Regions from separate parts of the Mus musculus genome. Here region 1 is linked to region 2. A link is a loop called in an ENCODE intact Hi-C map of the cell type or tissue named here. Cell type or tissue: gastrocnemius. All regions are shown on one strand.

Region 1 (8,000 bases), 400 kb before region 2:
TCCCCAAACCACGGGAGCTGCATAAAATTACACGGAGACCAACATTTTCAGCTGACCTACTGTCTGAATGGTTGTCTGGATAACGCAGGCCATTACATCACCAGTCGTTTTTAAATATTACTATAATTTAAAGAGACAAACTACCCGTCATCAGGCCACTCTGCATCAAGAAATGAAGTATTCCCATAGGTTAAAGACTGCGTTGAGGGCACCCTTCACTGGCATCTGCACTGACTGACAGCAGCTTGCATCTATTTAGTCTTTACTCCTGTTCCTTTTCATCTTGTTCGATACTAACGCAGAATTAATTGTTCTTACCTTAATACTGTTCAGTCCTGAAGGCCCCAGAAGCACGCCACAAATTATATACCCAAACATCGTAGGCAGACCTATTGCTGTACACAGCCAGCCACATGGTAAGGACAGCATCCCTATGGTCACGATGTCCTAACATGGGAAGAAAAAGTCAGAACACAGAGAGGTTGTCAGGGAAGAGGTCTCTGATGTCCTCTTATCACGTGAGAACAAACAGCAAGTGATGAAAGTAAGAGGGAGATTCTCTCGGCTGCTGTGCCTCACACAGAAGCTCAGAACCTTAAGCTGTGCTCTAAGTGATGACCTGTCTGTTCGTTCAAGCTCCCTGAAAGCATTCTTCAATGGCTGGGCAGAGGAGACATGGGTGGGGTGGGTAGAGTTCCCTGGTTTGGGGTGTGAGAGAACCAGGAGGGGCGAGGAGAAGGTGAATGGAGGAGGAAGCCGCCATGGGTTAGCTGAGTCATGAAATGATGGCCATGTGGGTTGGCTAATTGGAGTTAAGAGTAGCCCAGATGAAACACAGCAAATTATATAAAGAGATTATTGGCTGGGAAACAGACAGAACAGCCAGAGGACAGACATCTGTCCAGCTCTTGTGCTGACTAAGCCTTATTGTAACTATGAATGTGTGTGTCTTTTATCCAGGAACTAAATGGTTACACCCCTGGACTGGGATTACGTTTTCCTACAGCAGCAGCACCTGGCAGGAGCTTGGTTCTGCTGCAAGTACTAGCACCTGGAAGGAGCCCTTGGGCATCCTGTCTTCTCTGCTCACGGGAGGGGCTACCTGACACTCAACTGTGGTGTTGCATGCCTATAACCCTGACACTCGGGAGCCGAGACCGGAGGACTGCGGAGGAGTCAAGGCCAATCTGCACTACACAGTGAGATCCAGGCCAGCCGAGGCGCCATAGTAAGAGCCTGGCTCAACAAAATAAAACAAAATGAGAAAGGCTTCTGAGAGAACAGATCTGAGTGTTCCAGGGAAGCCTCTGGCAGCAGGAAGGCTGGTGTCCAGTGAGAGGCAGGAGACACGGCCTCACTGGCCAACCCATGCTGAAGGCCATGGCTTGCCTTTATGAAGTGGTGGTCTGCGCGTGGGATAGTAGAATCTCTGGGCTTGGTCAGAATGTACTGGTTGTTCTGGGAGTCGATGAGCATGCTGAGACCCAGGCCGTCCTCCACCTCCCGCTTCGTCATATTCTGCTTGGAGCTGGCCTCCTCCTCCTCCACTCTCAGAACTGCCTCAAAGTTGACGCCTTTGACCTGCAACGATAACCAATATTATACAGTTACAATCACATGCCTTCACATCAGCACTTAAAGGGGAAAGACTGAGGCCGGGCAGTGGTGGCGCACGCCTTTAATCTCAGCACTTGGGAGGCAGAGGCAGGCAGATTTCGAAGCCAGCCTGGTCTACAGGGTGAATTCCAGGACAGCCAGGACCCTCTCTGGAAAACTCAAAAAAAAAAAAAAAAAAAAAAAAGTAAAGACTGAAAGAAAGAATAATGGAAATGGTTTTGTATTCTATGACAAAAAGATCAGGAAAGCGAAGTCTGTTGTTAGGGTCTGTGGGGGTGAGGCACAAGGACCCAAGTTTAAGACCTACGTGGCCTCCAGAGGGAATCAAGGTTAGCATAGACAGCTGGGCGAGCTCCGGTTTCAGAAAACAAGTGAGAAGAAGGTGAGTGCCTAAGTCAGTGCTGTGGCCCTTTCCTGGCAATGTGCAGAGCCCTGGGCTCAATATCCAGTTCCAACAAACAACCAAACCAACCCAACCCAAGGGTATCCATTAGCCAGAATTAAACCAACCCAATGGTATCCATTAGCCAGAATTAAACCAACCCAATGGTGTCCATTAGCCAGAATTAAACCAACCCAACGGTGTCCATTAGCCAGAATTAAACTAACCCAACGGTGTCCATTAGCCAGAATTAAACCAACCCAACGGTGTCCATTAGCCAGAATTAAACCAACCCAATGGTGTCCATTAGCCAGAATTAGGGGAACTTTTCAACTAGAGAATTTAAGGGCAAAAATACTAGGACCTATGCTACTTCCACACTTTACCTGGTTTACGGTATACTCTTTCAAACATTTTTAGGAACTCTTCTCCAATCCTAAGCTGATGAATTGGGCTCCCTGTTGCTTCCTGTTTCCATTCTCCCCAAACGCCTACTCTCAGTCTGATTTGTCTTTACTCTGTAACTGTCTCTAGTCCACCCAAGACCGCAGTTCTCAGCATCATCAGGGATTTCCCCTTATGATCTCAGCATAGTAGAGGTAATGCATGGATTCTATTTCTGCTCTAAGCCTGTCTTTTGCAAACATAAGCTCTGAAATCCAACGACTTAAACCTCCTGAAACCTGAGTCCTGACCCAGTCTGAGGCAAAACTAGGGCCTGGGGACAAGCCACTAACACAGAAGTGACTGTGGGGGCTGGAGAGATGGCTCAGTGGTTAAGAGCACTGCCTGCTCTTCCAGAGGCCCTGAGGTCAATTCCCAGCAGCCACATGGTGGCTCACAGCCATCTGTAATGTGATCTGATGCCCTTTTCTGGTGTGTTTGAAGACAGCTACAGTGTACTCATATACATGAAATAAATAAATCTTTAAAAAAAAAAAAAGAAAGAGGGCTGGTGAGTTGGCTCAGTGGGTAAGAGCACCCGACTGCTCTTCTGAAGGTCCGGAGTTCAAATCCCAGCAACCACATGGTGGCTCACAACCATCTGTAACAAGATCTGACTCCCTCTTCTGGAGTGTCTGAAGACAGCTACAGTGTACTTACATATAATAAATAAATAAATCTTTAAAAAAAAAAAAAAAGAAAAAAGAAAGAAAAAAAGAAGCGACTGCAGTTGTCCCGAGAGACAAAAGCAGAGCTGGTGGTGGCCAGGCAGTGGTGGCACACACCTTTAATTTCAGCACTAGGGAGGCAGGGCAGGCCAATTCTCTGAGTTCGAGGCCAGCTTAGTCTACAGGGGGAGTTCCAGGACAGCCAGGGATACACAGAGAAACCCTGTCTCAGAGAACTAAGGAGACAGAGAAAGCAGAGCGGCTACTCACTTCTCAAGACATGCCATATTAACTTCAATGTGGCACAGAAGTGCTTGGGCTTATCTGCACTCTCAGCGTCCCTGAGACACACACACACAAGTATCTCTCGCATCCCAGGGCACGGGTCAGCACAGTGGCTCAGCAGGTGGGCTCTGGTCTGCTTACTGATTTATTGTCGTCGAAGGCGTGCTCCTCGATCTCCTCCTCCAGACGGTCGGCGGCTTTCCTCACATCTTCGAGGATCTCGTCAAGCATGGAGAGACTCTTGTTTTGATGTTGCATGTTTTTCAGGGCTTCCACTTGGTGTTTTTCTGCGGCAAGAAGTTCCACATACTCTGTCTCCTCCTGTTGATTTGTAAGGAGAGGAGGTTTAGTAAGCTCACACCAAGGTTCTCTGAATCAGACATGGGAGTTTCCTAGTCAATGGGCCGTTTGTCCAGGTGCAACTATAGCTCTACCCAGCAGAGGGCGCCGTGCATCCTAAACCGCTCAAATCTATTGAGCTTGGCAACAAGGACAGGGCAAGCCAACAAGGAAACAAACCAATGAAGAAAGCATCCCACTGTAGACGGGCTTGCTCCTCACCCATGAAGGTCCTCTGCTAACATGAAACCATGTGCCAGGCACGGCAATGCCATGAAGCACTGTGCTGCCACTCGTGAGGCACTGATACTCGTTACAGGTGGAGCCCAATCCATTTCCTAGTCAGTGTGAGTTGAGCAGTAGGAATTACCTGACATGCATAGGCACCTCCTAGACGCAATGAGGGCACCAAACAGGCTTCGCAAAACGTAATCCCTCCAGGGGCCCTTCCTAATTCTGTGTGTTGCTCCACCCCAACTCCCACCCCCCACCCCCGACACCCCCCAGAATGGCAGCTGACCTTAATGGCAGCCTCCCTCAGAGCCTCCAGCCGCTGCTTGCTGCTCTCTTTCATGTTGACCACGTCTCTGTAGTCGCCCTGCAGGGCTCTTTGCAGTCCGTAGATGGCCTGGAAGATCGAATTTTCACTTTCATTCAGCTCTTTCTGGAAAATCTCGAATGTGTGCACCTGGAAGAGCTTCTCCTCGCCCGAAAGGCTGGTGTCCTTCTCCACGGCTCTGATGGCATTCTTCAGTTTGTTGAGGACCACATTCTTCTGCCTCAGGAGCCCGGTGAGCCTCCTGCAGCTGTCCAGGGCCCACTGTTTCCTCTGAGTGGCAGTGGCGCCCTTCCCGCGGTGCAGCTTGATGGCATGCTTGGCCACCTCCTCGTGCTCGGCAGCACTGGCTATCAGGTGAAAGAAGGGAAGCAGCATCCAGAGGAGACTCTGGTCCAGTACCTTCATGGTCCAAGGATGTGGGGTGGGAGCAGAGACTGCTGCTATAGTTGGCTGGCATTTTACACACACATTTTCAGCTGAAAAACAAGTCGACACTGCGTCAACTTCTGAACTTACCATATCCAGATTACAATCAAATGCTGAATGTTAAGGACCATTAGTGGAGGGTAAAGGGGTTTCATCTGACTTTAAAGACAATTTTAAAGGTTTAAGACATAGCCCCCAGGTACAGTGTCACAAGCCTGTAATCCAAGCACTTAGGAGAGGAAAAGAGAAAGATTGGATTGGGAATTCGAGGCCAGCCTATGCTCCCTGACATCCTGTCTCAGAAGAGCCCTACAGATAAATCAGTAAGAAGCTCACACAGCTTCATAAACTGACCCTGTGTGAAGAAAAAAAATCCATTTGACTTAAGAGGAGCCACATGTCAAAAGTAGAAGAAAGAGAGAAATTCCCCATCACCCCGGAAGCCCCTGGCTCCCGATACACTGATGGTGTGCTCGGTCTCCCTGCTTGCTTTCAAAATCCTTTTGGAGTATTGCTAATTTTCCAAAATGAGCCGTAGTTAATGAAGCACGGGGATTAAAAACATTCACAAGAGTCTGGCCACGCCTGGAACTCTATGTCTTAATCAAATGTCCATACCGTTTCCATCACTGAAATGCAGGCCCGTTCCCTTTCCCTCCGACGGGAGACCTGACACAAACACATGGGTGTTTGGCAAAAGGGCAGAGAGAACCTGGTTCCTGAAGTCTCGTTTAGGGGCGTGAGGAAGTTCTCAGTGCCAGCTCCAGCTGAGATGACAGGAAAACACTGGCTGGGCAGGTGAGAGAACTGTGTTAGAAGCCGGTAGCAGCAGTGCTCAGTAACCGACCCTGAGAGACAGTGATCTAGGAGGCCGGAAAACAGGCTGAAGAAGAAACCAAGGGAAAGGGAGCTAAACTCTAGGAATCGGATGTACATGGAACCCCTGGAGTTATGCCCACAAAGAAAACAAAATATACCACGTTTATACAATTTACAGCTCATGGATATACCCCCTCTAGTCTCTTAGCGGAGCCTCCAACTGACTGTCCTGCCTGGACAGCATCCTCCACCCCCAAATATGCCAGCATTTCACCTCCCTGGGAGTCTGCCTCCTACACACACACACACACACACACACACACAAACACACACACTTACTTCTCTGCTACCCCCATTGATTTTCCAGACCTGGGCTAGTTGTAGCAAAAATAAAAGGTGGCATTTCTAAAGACTCTAACTCTACCCAGGAGAGGGAGGCAAGCATTCTGATAAGACCAGGAAGGGAAAGCCAATGGAGACAGGTTGACAAAAACAAACACAAGAACTTGGATCTCTGAGTTCCAGGACAACCAGGGCAACACAGACAAAATCCTTTGCTTTCTGTTTTCCTTTCTATTCATTCCTCTGTGTGTGTGTTTGTGTGTGTGTGTGTGTGTGTGTGAAAGAGACAGACAGACAGACAGAGACAGAGACACAGAGAGACAGACAGGATCCAGGGTATCGCTGTATAACTCTGGCTTAGTTCTCACTCTGTACACCAGGCTGGCCTCAAACTTAGAGATCCTCCTGCCTCTGCCTCCTGAATGAAGCTAGGATTAAAGGTGTGTAATGCTGTCCCTAGCTTTATTTTCTTTCTTTCTTACTTTTTTCTTTCTTTCTTTCTTTCTTTTTTTTTTTTTTTTTTTTTTTTTTTTTTGAGGAAGAAACCTTCTGAGAGTCAAACTCCAGGCTACTTTTCATTTGGCACAGCAACATCAATACTTCCGGCATAAGAATCACATAAATTCCTAGGCGTGGTGATTCAGCCTTATAGTCTCAGTCATGAGTTTATTAAGAAGAAAAAAAACCCTCAAATCCATTTTTGAAACACAATGTTTACTACTACATAACTAGGCTACTTTCAAGCATCTGCTTCTCCTGCCTCAGCCTCCAAAGTAGAGCTCTGCTCTCTACAAGATGATATAAAAAAGGAGAAATGGATGAGACAGCAAAGAAAAGTCTCAATGGGAAAAATTACTGAATTAAAGCCTATCTATCTATCCATTCATCTTTCTATCTATGTATCTATCTATGTATCCATTCATTTATCTATCTATCTATCTATCTATCTATCTATCTACCTACCTATCTATTTTTGAGGCAGTCTTACTATGCAGCCCTAGCTGTCCTGGAATTAGCTATGTAGACTAAGCTGGCCTCAAACTCGCAGAGATCTGAGTCTCTGCCTCCCATGTGCTGGGATTAAATGTGTCTTCTTCCATCAGCAAAGCCTATTTTAACTCTAAAGTACATTTTAAAAGAGCACCTGTACCCACATGAACATAACAGGTAGCTGCCAAAGATGAAGCACTTCAGTAGCCGGCCAATCCTTGAAACTACTTTGGAAAAAGAAATAGAGAATATAATACAGAAGAGGAATAAGATGCCATGCACCAAAGGAAGATAAGTCAAACAGAGGCAGAGCAAACAGCCTATATGACTTAGAACCAATGAACCATGGCTTCTTGGTGGTGCCCAAAGGGCTGTTCAAATAGCTACTTTATTTGTTCAGGAGGTGCCAACTTAAATCCACAAAGAGAGGAGACACAGAGCCTACTCACTAGCCAGCTGCTTGTTCTTTTTTTAGTTAGGGAAGCCAAGGAGGAGAAAAAGATCTATGAAGAAAGAGGCCCTTTCATCAGTAGCAAACACTTCTCTGGTAAGTAAGCAAATCTACATTGCACCCCAGGAAGATGAGATGGATGCTGACAATAAATAAACGAGAGGTTAAACCCACTGGGCCAGAGTGACCTTCCCTGTCACTTTCAACTTACTTGATTGGTTTTACCACCTAAATTAAGAAATTAATGTGTAAACCATCTTGGTTTGATTGTTGACTCTGCCAACCTCCCTGGCTGTATAAGCTTAAGTCAAGTGTTGCAGGGCACCCACATCCCTTATTGAAAGAGACAATCTTGGGGCGTCTTTCCAGGTTTATCTTTAAGAAGAGGCTGTCTGCGGGCAGCCTCACGGGGCGGGACAGAGAGACTACAAAAAATTACAGGGAAGAACAAAAAAACGGGAGGCTCGGGGAGCTGAACCTCCGAGTTTAGGTGAAGTCTTGGAAACGGTTGTCTTCCCCCATACCCCGAAAGAACTTCTAGGAAAAGACCCTCCACCCCCTGGAAAGTAGACAAAGGCAGTCTCCTAGGAAGGATCCCCTTTGGAAGAGACAAACCAAGAAGGAGCCCCGGGTAGGAGTCGCCAGGATTGAGCAACCCGGATGAGGACCCCGGTGGAG
Region 2 (8,000 bases):
GTGGTCAGACCTTTGACCTCACCTCAGATTCCGATAGGATGCCAACATAGGAACATCCTTCCAAATTCATAAAAATCATGCTAAGCAAGGCTAGGGTGAAAAGAGGCAAGATGGCAGTTTACCTGCTAAAGGGAGCAAACACCTAGGGTGGAGTGGGGAAGCAAAGCCCTGATGGAGAGTCCCCTGAGCCACACACAGCCTGGGACCTGCTGAGGCTCCCGTGCTCTGCACTAGGCAAATGGACAGGACAGTCTGATGGTGGAGTTCGGAAGAGGGAAGACACATGCAGGCTGCCTCGGGAGGGACACGGGTCACATTCTGGAAGTCCATCCCATAGGCCTTAGCTCTACACAGTGAGATGGACACACCACCACGTCACACCGCTTCAGTGACTTCTGGAAAACACCAGCTTCTAGTCGGCAAGCCCTGCTCAGAGGTGCAGCAGTAGACTTCGAACGTTTTATTTTGCTTGTTTTCAGTTTCATCAAATATGGCCAGACAAACACCCACATAAGCACAAAGTAACCCCAAATACACAGGGAAGGGAAGAAGTTACTCAGAACCTAAGTTCACACTGCTCCTTTTGGCAAGGCGACGGAGTCCCGGTGTGTGTGCCCCGTGCATTCCTCTCTGTTCCCACTAAGTGGAGGAGGCCAGCAGCAATGGAGACAGGACGTGCCCATGATCACCCTGGGATCTCCAGAAACAGTGACACAGGACAGTGTTGTGCCTGGCCGCCTGGCACCTGCCCAGCAGGAGTGCAGTCTACACTGCACCTGGGCACCGGGAAGCCTCAGACTCTCCGTGCTCCCCGCCCCTGACTCTCCGTGCTCCTCGTCCCTTCCTTTGCTTTCCGACATTCTGCTTGAAGGGCCAGACATTCACTGCAGTCTTAGAATTTCTATTTAGTGAAGCCTTAACTTGGAAGATGTATTTTCAAAGGCTGACGTCAAGGTCACTGGATTTGAGTTAACCTGCCCAAGTTAACATCTACCCAGCCAAGAACCTATACAGCTGGGATCAGTGTTTGCTACACACTAGTGGAGGTCATGATTGTCTGAAAGAAAGGTTGCCTGCCTCTTCCCACCTCATCGAGTCGGTGCAGGACAAGTGGTGCCCAGGCAGCACTTCAGGGTGGAATTGCTGGCAGAGGTCGAGGCCATGCATGTTTTTCTTAGATAATGACAGATAGATGTGCCACTGGTGGGGGGAGGGGGGAGGAAGAGGCAGAGTCCCCCCAAATAGCTTCCAATCCTCAGCTCAATATCACAACAAAAAAGAATTCCTGGTATGGAAACAGTGGACAGTAGACACCAACCACTCACCACACTGATCGACACTCCTAGCCCCTCCCTGTGCCCTCTGCTCCAACGACCCTAGCTCTGCTTCTGTTGTTCCACTGTACAACAGGAAGGATGCTGTGTGATTAGGGTCCTATAGCACAGGCTCCTTGGAAGCTGTCTTCTTACTGGGGGGCTTCTACAGAGGTCCCTCAGAGAAGAGGCCCCATGCTCCCTCCCTCTTGGCTGAGTCATGGTATGTATTCCATAGGTCTAACCTATCATCTACCGAGGGACATCTGGTTTCGTTACAGGTTATAAAGCGAATCATAAACGTGCATTTGGGCGATCAAGCATGCCCATCCGCCTCTCGGAATGAGTCCCCAGGAGCGTGACCTTCACCACCTCTGGAAAATCTGCATGCTTTCTCTTCAAAGTTGCCATGATGTCTGCCCCAGCGCACAGGCGAGCCTGTCTCACCAAGTTCTCTGGCGTTCGAATGGTCACCGCTTTCAGTGTTAGCTGTTCTTCTGGGTGAGGACAGGTGACCCGTTCAGCTGCCACTCAACAGGGCTGTCCACTCCTGTGGCTGAGTCTGAGGCTGTCTTGTTTCTCCCTAGGTGTGTGGTTTGTGTATCTTTCCTCCCAGTCTAGAGCTTATCTTCAGTTCTGCTTAACATGACTGTCCACAAAGCACAAAATTTGAGATTTGATAAGGTCAAATGTATCAAGTTTTCCTTTAATGGGTGTCTTTGGCATTAAATGGAAGAGCTGGTTCAGTTCCGGGTTGTAAATACTGCTTCCTGGTTTTCCTCAAGGTTTTATGGTTTGGCATCTCATTTTTAATTAAAATGTAGGTTCTTGCCCAGTCACCTCTGTATGTCCAGCTTCTCTGATGTCACCTGGGAAAGCTCTCCTCCTTCCTTGAGCTTCTGTACCTGAGCCAAAGGTCAGGCCTGCGGGATCTCTTCTGAGATTCCACGTCTTTCATTTAATCCTTCGGGGGTCCTCTGTAGACCCACTCTGCCTTGGCCGGGCAGCAGAGTAAGAATCCAGATCAAGAACGTGGCTTGACTCTTCGTAAGATGGATGTAGGTGTCCCAGACCCCTAGGTTTTCCCTAAGGTGTGCGGTTTTATAGGTAGCAGAGCCAGGCTCACTCCTCCTCTGCTCGTGGGATGCTCTTCCTTCCTTGGTGTTTCTCCCAGTTGTCTTTCTGCCTTAAGCTGGCGTGTGTGGGGGCGTGACTCAGCAAGGCTCCCACTCAGTGCTGACCTCAGACTGCCTGACCTCTAGAACTTCTATCCTTTATAAGATGTTCAGTTTGAGGCCTTTTATCACAGTCTCACAAACAGACTAGGCTAGTTCCAAATCCAGGGTATGAGAAATGAAAGGAAAGCCCAGAACTCCCATGGCTCCTGGGACAAGAGGTCTCGGCATGCCTTCCATTCCCCGTTACAGGGCACTGCATTGAATGGCCGAGGGACAAGCAGGTCTCCCCACTATTTGGGAAGCCACACTTAATCTCTCCTCTGGAGCTTTTCTTAGGCAACTGTCAGTATATCCAGCTTCCAGGTCCCTGGCGAGCTCGTTCCCCAAGAGAACAAAGTTCATTGTCCTGCCGGTTCCTCTGCTTCAGAGGAAACTGTGACCTCCAGGTAACCTCAGGTTTGCTTTCCTCTCAGAGGAGTCTTGAGGGACTGGAGAACAGGCACAGATCTCTGCCTGCCTCTGGGACCTCAGCATGAAACAGGACCCGATGTACCAGCGTCTGTTGGCAGGACTTGCTTATGGTGTTTATTCCCAGAGATAAAGCATGCGTATCAGCACGGGGCTCGGAAGAAAGCTACAGCAGAGGGCTGGCTACCAAGGCTGTTCTATGCCTTGTGTGTGTGGTAGTTATGTCCCCGGGGGTCGGACATGGAGTCCTGAAGGGAAGAAGCAGAATCTTAGACACACATACTGGGGGATCTTGGGACATACGTAGGAGGGTCTTGGATCTAGTCAGAGCAAGATTCCAGCCATTCACAGCAAAGTGTGGGTAGGGAACGGGGCAATGAGCTTTCAGCACAGCCATTGAAAACTCTAAAACTTCAACAAACAAAATGGACAAAGATCAGGGTCCAGAGCAGAACACCAGTCTGTTCTCTCAGGAAGGAATGACAGACACAAGGTCACTGTTGATGGCAAAGCCCACTTAAAGTGCCCCTGGCCCAACCAGTCAACACCCCTGAACGCTGGCTGAGAAAAACACTGGCTGCTTCCATCTTCCTAGTTGCCCCAAACCTGACTGACCACACCTGCCCATGCCGATTTAGCCTTCCTCCAGCCTCCTTGTCTGGGAGAGGCAGAAAGAATAAAAACTGAGTGGTCTTCTGACCCTTGGATTATAGCCACGCACCATCCCCCATCCGCCATCCTTCTCTTCCCCGTTCCTAAGCAACCCTACACATAGCCCTGTAGCCCTTAGCAGACTCTTCACTCCACCACAGTGCCTCCCACACACCGGTGAAGGAAACTTCCAGAAGGTCCATGCTGGCTCACTGCACAGCTGAGGCTACCACAGGCCTCATTGGGGGCTGTGTCATTTCCTTCCCAGGGGAAGAAACTGGAAACCCAGGCAGGTGGAACCTGGGCACTGAACATTGAGCACCTCAGACTGCAGCCTGCCCCTCAGTGTCCCCCTCCCCCCTCCCCCAGTCTAAGTCTTTGCACTTGGCAGGTGGGTCCCTCTAGCCCTGGCTCTGTGGCTGAGGGATGGCTGTATAGCTGTCAGCTCTGTGAGTGGCATGCAAGCATACACAGACTGAGTGCAGAGATAAGGTTCATTTCACTTTTCTCCACAAAATCCTGTGTGAGAAGCCTGGGTTTGGCGCCCGTACATGGATGACTGCATCTTCAGAGATGTGCACAAACATTCTTAGGGAGATTCCCAAAAACCAGTCTCGTCCAATGCGGAAGCAGTGGCTGGCTGTGGTTACTCTGCCCCCTAGTGAGCACTTTGGGTTAAAGCAGCTTATAGTGGAGGGTACCTGGTAGATAGACCCAGGATGGCACCCACACTCCCTACATCCCTCCACCCGGCTCCTCTGGTAAGCAGAGGACATCCTCAGAGATAAATAGGACTCCACAGACAGTGGGGAGCAAGGGGGGGAACGACATCATCGGGCGCTGAGCTGGGCTTGCTTATAGAGCTAGTTGTGCAACGCCTGTTGATCTTGCTTCTTTGATGATTCTTACTTCGCTGAGAGAGGAGGCACAGCCAAGAACATCTCCTGGTGTTGCTGCTGGTTCGTCCTGCTGACTCATGCCAATTTGACTGAGGCCTGGCTGTTTCTGCTAGGTCGTGCCCCTACTGCTGTCCCAACACTACTGAACTGGACTGCTGGTGTATCTGTGAAGAGTTTGTGAATGGATCAAGAAGCCGCTGCCAACCTGTGAACTGAACTGCTGATTTCCTGACAACGCAGATGGGATTTGCTCCAAAGAACCACTTCTAAACAGGTCCACTTACCCCACGTCCTTTCTTTTCACTACCTCTGGTGGGTGGTGGGCTAAAAGGGAGGTTAAAGCATTTGAGAACCATCATTAAAAGTAGGCTTTGGAAATTAAAACCACAGGTGTTTATTTGGCTTTCTTCCAGGGCACACTGTCCATCCTGTAGGGAAGTCACAGCGGGTACCTGAAGCAGTTAGTTGTATCCGCTCTGCCTCTCTGCCCATGTGTACCATTCAGGGCCCAGACACAGGGGATGGAGCCCACCCACTGTTGGATTTGGTCTTCTTCATCATTTAGCATCAAGACATCTCCCATAGGCATGCCCATAGCAAATCTGATCTAGACAATCCCTCATAGCGGCATTCTTCACCAGTGATTCTAGATTGGGTCAAGTTGACTATTAAAGGTAACCGGAAGTGGGAAGTGGGTTTAATTTCTGAAGGAAAGGGACACAGCCACCTGTCTGCTGTGAGGAGTACTGCATCTGGTCGGACACAGGACCGTTCTGTAGACATACAGACATACTCTCTGGTCCCCAAGCTCCTCTCTGGGCTGTGGCTACTATCTCGTCATCAAAGCTTCACCGACCAGGACAGGGACAGGCCTCTCAGTGGGCGATGCTTCAGAAAGCTGCCAGGAAGGAAGCCAGGTCATGGGGATGAACCTGCCTCCCACGGAGAGCGCTGACTCTGACAGTGGCTTTAGTCCTGAGCACAGCTTCTACAGCAGATGTTCTGTTATGGCATCAGAGGCATCTCAGTGACACACCCAGGCCCCGGGCTCACTGCAGCTCCTTACCCAGGCTGCTCAGCATGTCCCCCTTGTCCTCATAGCCATGGGGTTGCTGCTATCGCCTGCCCCCACCATCACGCCTGCTGCTAAGGAGGGAGGCCCTGATACCTCTCCATGCAGAGGTTCCTTCCTTCTCAAAGAGACTTAGTCAGGGAATTCTGCCCACAGCCAGCTCCCAAGCAGGGTACTGGCAGATGTGCAGTCCTGAGTAAAAGGGGAATGGGAGATATGGTGGAGGGGGTGGGTAGGAGCAGTGGATCTGTCATGGACACACCTCCCTTCTCCTGATGCAAGATGGTGACACATGCCCCAGATGACATTTCTTGGCATGCTATCTCAGAGGCCTCCTTGGGACTGGCCAGCAGCTTTCCCTGCCTGGAAAGAAACCGGATCTGGACCTGCTCCCTGGATTCACAAGGCAGGACAGGGAGCTCGGACAGGCAGGGCTCCACTGTGACCAAATGATTATGAGCTTATGCACTAGGGAGGCGCCAGCTCTGTTCAGGGCACAGGCCATGGAATTCCTAACTAGGACGATCAGACCCCAGCTCACCTGCATCGTGGGCAGAGCACAGTGCAGCAGCAGTTCCTGTGTGGCCCGAGAGGGCTGGGACCACATCCCACATTCTTAAGCCGCCTTGCAGCTATGGCTGCAAAGGTCATCACCTTGCTTATTGTCCACTCCTTTTTGAAAGTCACACCATGTAGCCCACACTGGACTAGTGGCAGTCCTCCTGCATCAGCCTCCCGAATGCTGGTATGATGGGAGCAAACATTTACCCTGTGTGGCACCACAGAGGCAGCTGCAGGTGGCCATCATCTCCACACCCTGTACATCGTAGAGGGTCCTGGGTCATCCTCTTATGGATCACTGTCCAGGAGGTGGGCGGCCTAGGAACTTGCAACCCCCAAAGCAAGAAGATCCGTCTCTGAGGTGTGATGCTGCCTGACCTAGGGTTGCTCAACAGTTACAAGGCAGAACATGCCCACAGGTGGGCCAGTGCTCCCATGTGCATGCCCACAGGAGGGCCAGTGCTCCCATGTGCATGCCCACAGGAGGGCCAGTGCTCCCATGCTCACAGTCCCACCACTGACATCTGGCCCATATACATCACTGGTACAGGGGGTACACAATGCCATCCTGTAGCTGTTTTGACAGTCACAGCAACACACCGAACTATATATAAGTCTGCCTGCAACTACTATTTCAGATGTGTGTGCATACTTAAGAGAAGACTTGTACTAAGTGATTGGCACGTAAGGTTTCAAGTTTGAAGTCAAAGTCATCGATTTTGATGCAGTCCTGAGACCCATGGAGAGCTGACCTACATAGCCAACAGGCAGCCAGGGCTCCCTTTGCCTGAGCTGGCCGTGGGCAGTGGACACCCGGAAGGCCATCTGGTTCACCTGGTGGAAGTCCAACAGAGTTCCACATTCAGCTTAGCTCAAATACAGCGTCTTTCCACGTGCCCAGAATTGGAGGCAGTGTTGTAGAAGACGTCTCCTGTACCCACAGACACACGAGGAAGAATGGTGATAGCTGCTTAGTTTCACATTAGTATAAAACACAGCAAGACTTACATAAAGAGTCAGGCTTTTCCTAAAGACCTAACAGTTTTATGATGGAAAACATCAAGTCTTCCTGGCTAGAGGAATTGCGGTCCTGGCTATATAGGTCCCTTAGAATTGTGGAGGCATGGTTGATGCTATGAAGTGGGCATCGCCGGAACCATGCCCAGCAGGAGCCTTCCCATGATGCCCTACTTGTCTGTCACACTACTGGGCATAAGTGGGATAACTTCCACTGAACCCCAAGTCTTAAGGGGTGAATCTTCAGGGGTATGTGGCAGGTTATCCTGGGGATGGCAGGTCCCCCCCAACCACTGAGAGAGTGACTTCCCCCCTTCTGCACACTGCAACCTCCAGACCCTTGTGGCTAAGTGACCCACACTGACAAAGTAGGGACCAGGCCCTGCTAGATGAACCTGCAGCCACTTCAATTATACTCCTGGAAAGGGCACTTGCCTTGTGTCCCCAGCAGGACTGGCTTATTCTGTCACTGATGTCAGTGTGTACTTGTGGGGTGGTTACCTGTATTTTGTATCAAGATTCACCCAACCCACTTTGTACCCATTGCTCCAGTTGGCTAACTGAGCCCTTGGCTAGGTGCCTATACCATCCGACCTGTCCCATCACTGTGGGTCTGGGATATTTTTTAATACTTCCTGGCTCTCTGGTACCACAAGATGCTGGGTCATTGTCTGTGTTTCCTGCCCTCATCCTAGATTCAGCCATTTCTCTGAGGACCCTGGATGCTTTTATTGGAAAGACTGTTGGAAAATAAGAGCAGGTTGCCAGGTGGGCTCCAGCCAGCTTCCAGGGCAGCAGACGATGCTGTAAATAGGGTGCAGGCTGATTCCTGAAGGTGGCC

The links. Hi-C counts contacts between places; a loop is a spot of excess contacts. Peaks named below come from ENCODE experiments on the same cell type or tissue, not always from the same donor. Only the 100,000 strongest peaks of a DNase experiment are listed, where the experiment ranks them.
Region 1: a loop joins it to region 2, with 2.7 times the contacts of the local background. A loop is called at or near these places in 3 of 42 quality-filtered maps.

What each region holds. Positions count from the first base shown.
Region 1 is chr8:13,288,427-13,296,426 of GRCm38, reverse strand. Tmco3 (transmembrane and coiled-coil domains 3) reads right to left here. Exons shown (of 13, transcript NM_172282.2): 2 at 4,256-4,770; 3 at 3,538-3,717; 4 at 1,390-1,581; 5 at 319-447. The coding sequence starts at 4,699. Among named protein-coding and RNA genes, the nearest start is that of Dcun1d2, 4.3 kb to the right of the region's middle. In gastrocnemius, a CTCF peak has its summit at 3,836 (motif pointing right); DNase peaks (open chromatin) are centred at 3,541 and 3,838; H3K4me3 peaks cover 836 bases; H3K27ac peaks cover 575 bases.
Region 2 is chr8:12,892,962-12,900,961 of GRCm38, reverse strand. It overlaps a transcript of Mcf2l not described here. Among named protein-coding and RNA genes, the nearest start is that of Gm15353, 13 kb to the right of the region's middle. In gastrocnemius, CTCF peaks have their summits at 4,263 (motif pointing left) and 5,251; DNase peaks (open chromatin) are centred at 4,279, 5,578, 6,962 and 7,914; H3K4me3 peaks cover 1,497 bases; H3K27ac peaks cover 2,033 bases.